Linked DNA regions of Homo sapiens: region 1 is linked to region 2. The links are chromatin loops, found by intact Hi-C in ENCODE. Cell type or tissue: breast epithelium. All regions are shown on one strand.

Region 1 (2,500 bases), 310 kb before region 2:
AGGTAGGAAGAGGTGAATTCAGGACCCAGACTCAGATAATGGGACTCCAGAGCTGGTCTTAACCACCATATCATAGAATAAGAGAAATACCAGCCTTTCATGAAAAACGAATTTGCAGGATCAGTCCACCCAGACAGTTGTGGCTGTGGAATCAGTACAACCATGCTGCCTGTCAGAAAGAAGAATGAAAAGATCATTTGACTGTCATTTCACTCATTCCATAAAAGTTAAACTGTAGTTCCATAGAACATCTGTGAGTCACAGTGTTGCCAGTCATGTAAATTGGGTGTCTCTGAATGTGTGTTTCACAATTGCTTCGATGGGAGACACAGACATGTCACAGCTCAGTAAGTTTCCAGGTAGAGCAATCAGTCATAACAATGGGAAATATTCCACAAAGCAGCAATTCTCATGACCTAGTGAGAAATTGTACATCTCTTCTCTTAAAATTAAAAAAACAAGCTGGGCACGGTGGCTCACACCTGTAATCCCAGCACTTTGGGAAGCTGAGGCGGGTACAACACCTGAGGTCAGGAGTTCGAGGCCAGCCTGGTCAACATGGCGAAACCCCATCTCTACTAAAAATACAAAAAATTAGCCAGGCATGATGGTAGGCACCTATAATCCCAGCTACTTGGGAGGCTGAGGCAGAAGAATCGCTTGAACCCAGGAGGCAGAGGTTGCAGTGAGCCGAGATCGCACCATTGCTCTCCAGCCTGGGCGACAGAGCAAGACTCTGTCTCAAAAAAATTAATTAATTAATTAATTAATTTAAAAAACAATGGTAAATAGTTAATGTTTTCCCCTTTTCAAAAGGCCTCCAAAGTTCTCATCTATGGGAATTTGTACGAGACCTGCTTCTATCTCCTGAAGAAAACTGTGGCATTCTGGAATGGGAAGATAGGGAACAAGGAATTTTTCGGGTGGTTAAATCGGAAGCCCTGGCAAAGATGTGGGGACAAAGGAAGAAAAATGACAGAATGACATATGAAAAGTTGAGCAGAGCCCTGAGGTAAGTTAATAGCATAAAATACTATGAGCCTTCAAGAAGAGTTATATACAATGGCTGGCTGTAGAAAATTACACTGTTTTTGCAGGTTTTTTACTTGATAATGGAAAGGTCATGAGACAAAACTTTGGTTCTTAGTTACAGGTAGGATTATGGTTTGTAAATTGACACGCTGTCCTTAGCATTCTTGGCAGCATTCCCCAGGGATCACTCTGAATCCAGGCCATCTCACACGCCCACACACACAAAGAAAAACACGTTTTGAGCTGAGAATGGTGAGGTTCAGTCTTCAAGATGTCTGGGAAAGGTTTAAGTGTAAGTTGATAACAGGGCATGAAAATACCAGGGTAACCAAAGACCAGCCTTGTCACCTGAGAGGAATGAGGAGACAGTGTTTGTGTTCTGTTGTTTTCCTAGGGTGCAAGCTCTCCCAGAATTTCTCTTCTGCTTGCTTTTTCAGATACTACTATAAAACAGGAATTTTGGAGCGGGTTGACCGAAGGTTAGTGTACAAATTTGGAAAAAATGCACACGGGTGGCAGGAAGACAAGCTATGATCTGCTCCAGGCATCAAGCTCATTTTATGGATTTCTGTCTTTTAAAACAATCAGATTGCAATAGACATTCGAAAGGCTTCATTTTCTTCTCTTTTTTTTTAACCTGCAAACATGCTGATAAAATTTCTCCACATCTCAGCTTACATTTGGATTCAGAGTTGTTGTCTATGGAGGGTGAGAGCAGAAACTCTTAAGAAATCCTTTCTTCTCCCTAAGGGGATGAGGGGATGATCTTTTGTGGTGTCTTGATCAAACTTTATTTTCCTAGAGTTGTGGAATGACAACAGCCCATGCCATTGATGCTGATCAGAGAAAAACTATTCAATTCTGCCATTAGAGACACATCCAATGCTCCCATCCCAAAGGTTCAAAAGTTTTCAAATAACTGTGGCAGCTCACCAAAGGTGGGGGAAAGCATGATTAGTTTGCAGGTTATGGTAGGAGAGGGTGAGATATAAGACATACATACTTTAGATTTTAAATTATTAAAGTCAAAAATCCATAGAAAAGTATCCCTTTTTTTTTTTTTGAGACGGGTTCTCACTATGTTGCCCAGGGCTGGTCTTGAACTCCTATGCTCAAGTGATCCTCCCACCTCAGCCTCCCAAAGTACTGTGATTACAAGCGTGAGCCACGGCACCTGGGCAGAAAAGTATCTTAATTAATGAAAGAGCTAAGCCATCAAGCTGGGACTTAATTGGATTTAACATAGGTTCACAGAAAGTTTCCTAACCAGAGCATCTTTTTGACCACTCAGCAAAACTTCCACAGACATCCTTCTGGACTTAAACACTTAACATTAACCACATTATTAATTGTTGCTGAGTTTATTCCCCCTTCTAACTGATGGCTGGCATCTGATATGCAGAGTTAGTCAACAGACACTGGCATCAATTACAAAATCACTGCTGTTTCTGTGATTCAAGCTGTCAAC
Region 2 (2,500 bases):
GGGATGGGCTGCAAGGGGAAGCTTCCTGCTGGAAGCGGTTGAGCCGAGCCTGGGGGAGGGCAGGATGGGGACGGAGCAGAGAGGAGTCAGGAAGGGATTCCAGGGAAAGGGACATAAGGAGTGTGGGGTGGGGCAGTCAGGGCGTGGACCCAGGCCAGGGGTTGGGGAAGGACCACAGGCCCAGCACTGGACTTCCAGAGGGCAGTGGCAGGTGACAGGCTGCTGTGGGATCTCGTGGGGGCCTCTCCGTCCACACAGGTTCCCGGGCTTTGTGGGAGCTTTTGTCCCAGTGGAGTCTTCCTTCTTGAACAGCACAGTGTGGAAGCCCGTGGACTTTAGCTTCAGATAGACCTAGGATTTAGTGGCCATGTAAGAGCTGTAGCATCTTGAACAAGTTACTCTGCCTCCCTGAGGCACTTCAGTTTCCTCCCCTCTAAGATGGGGGATGGTAGCACCTGACACATAGGGTTGGGGGAAGTCTGCATCCAGCACATAGTCAGCACTCACTAAATGTTCATTCCGGTTTTTATTGCCAATATGATGATTATTGTAGTCGTATTGCTGTTGATATGATGATGATGCCTGATATCTGCGAGCCGGCCTGGTTTTATTTGGCCTCTTTATATGTCTGGAGTGCGTGGGGACAGGGACAAGGGAAAAAGCAGTGTCTCCTCACCGGGCCCGTCATTTGGTTTAAACTCCAAATTGTATACAGATGTGTGGAGAAAAAAGTAAGTCAAGTCTGTCCGCAGGGAGATGAAACAAAGCCAAATTTTTATTCTGTGGTGTTGGCCTTTGTCTAAGTGCTCAATCCTGTTTGTTCCCTAAACCTTAGTATTTATAGAATGATCTGTGGGTAAACAGCTCTCTCACCCCATGATTAATCTCAGGCCATTGCTTTATCTCTGGCCACTAGGCAAGGATTTATGAGGTAAGGAGATCTTGTCTACACACAAATATCCTAATAAATAACATCACGGGACACCAGGCAAACACTTGCTGGGATCCAGCCGTGGAATAAACAGTTTGCACTGCCTTTGCTGTTGCCGGCCACAGAGGAGGATTCCCAGCCAGGGAGGCGGCCCCGCCAACTGCCCACCTAACCCAGGGAGACAGCAGGACTCAGCTTGCAGGAATGCTCTGAACTGCTCAGTAGCAGAAGATGTTGAAGTCAAATGCCTCCTCTACCGTCTCGTGGGACGGCGCAAAGCTTGGGCTTCACAGCTTATGGAGGCCTGGTTCCTGCCCCGAGTTCAACCTCTCGCTAGTTGTGTGACTTTGGGCAGTCAGTTCCCCTTCTCTGCTCCTCAGCTGTAAAATGGGGAGGATGGGAATATTACGATGATGGAGGGAGATGCTGCATGCTCATCACTAGCAGGGTGATTTCCATGCACAGGGCCTGGGATGGCGGCTATGAGGCTGTATGGCATAGTAGCCATGAGAGTGTTGTTGGTATTTTAATTACATAGCTCTTAATCAAGGTAAGCTCATTCTGAACTAAGCACTTTATACATATTAATCCACACTCTACAACAACCCTTTGAGGGAGATAAGATACTGCTGTGGTTCCCCATTTACAGATGAAAAAACTGAGGCACAGAGAGGGCAAATGACATGTATAAAGTTTACAGCTCCCCATGGCAGAGGAGACCTTGGCACCGAGCCTGGCTGCACGGCCTGTGCTGGGCCCTGCTCCAGTGTCCTGCAGTGCTCATGGCAGTGCCCCCACTCACCTTCCCCATGCCCTGTGCCCAGCAGCCCAGGAAGCACAGAGCCTGGGGGACCACAGGATGCTCGGCTGGGGTGGCGGGGTGCCCGATCTGTGGTTTCTGGGGCAGAGGCCTGTGGGCACATGGTGTTGTGTTCTGTTTGCAAACAGTTTAGCACGTGCATTTGATTTGCTCAGGGTATGACGCCACTGATGTACGCCTGCGCTGCTGGGGACGAAGCGATGGTCCAGATGTTGATTGATGCTGGGGCAAACTTGGACATCCAGGTGAGGAAGCCCCACAGAGCTGCACCCAGGCCCTAGGCCAGCAGGGATCACTCCGAGGGCTCCAACAAACACGCTGGGCGTGATGTTTTGGGCAACTGAGTAGATGTGTGTCAAAAGACCGGAAAGACAAGATGCACAGAGGCCACTGTTAGCCAGGGAAGTCTCCTCAAGATTTGGGCTTTCTGTCTGAAAAGGAGTGGACTGAGGCGGGAGTGAGTGGAGAGATGGGCTGTGATTCTGTTTTCATGATATCTTCCTCCTTTTACCAGCCTAATCTCCAGCCATTCCTTCCATCCCCAAATACTTCTAGCTCTGCCTCCCTCTGAAGCATAAAGCACTCCCCATCTGCCCTCTTTTGCCCAGGGCAGACATTGCTAATTAAATACCTATCCTCTCTTTTTGAGCCTTGTCCACTTTGTGCTCCAGGCAAACATTATCAATCGAATGTAGAAAGCACTTGTTAACTCTGGTTCACCATCCCTGCAGGGTACTCCCTTCGCTCGG

What was found. Peaks named below come from ENCODE experiments on the same cell type or tissue, not always from the same donor. Only the 100,000 strongest peaks of a DNase experiment are listed, where the experiment ranks them.
Region 1: it touches region 2 in a loop (2.9-fold over the local background); 58 of 110 quality-filtered maps call a loop at or near these places.

Annotation. Positions count from the first base shown.
Region 1 is chr11:34,479,284-34,481,783 of GRCh38, reverse strand. ELF5 (E74 like ETS transcription factor 5) reads left to right here. Exons shown (of 7, transcript NM_001422.4): 6 at 817-1,012; 7 at 1,470-2,500. The coding sequence ends at 1,566. Among named protein-coding and RNA genes, the nearest start is that of ELF5, 33 kb to the left of the region's middle. In breast epithelium, no CTCF peak of the experiment used is centred here; a DNase peak (open chromatin) is centred at 1,235; H3K27ac peaks cover 240 bases.
Region 2 is chr11:34,167,399-34,169,898 of GRCh38, reverse strand. ABTB2 (ankyrin repeat and BTB domain containing 2) reads left to right here. Exons shown (of 17, transcript NM_145804.3): 6 at 1,907-1,996. Among named protein-coding and RNA genes, the nearest start is that of NAT10, 63 kb to the right of the region's middle. In breast epithelium, no CTCF peak of the experiment used is centred here; a DNase peak (open chromatin) is centred at 1,081; H3K27ac peaks cover 669 bases.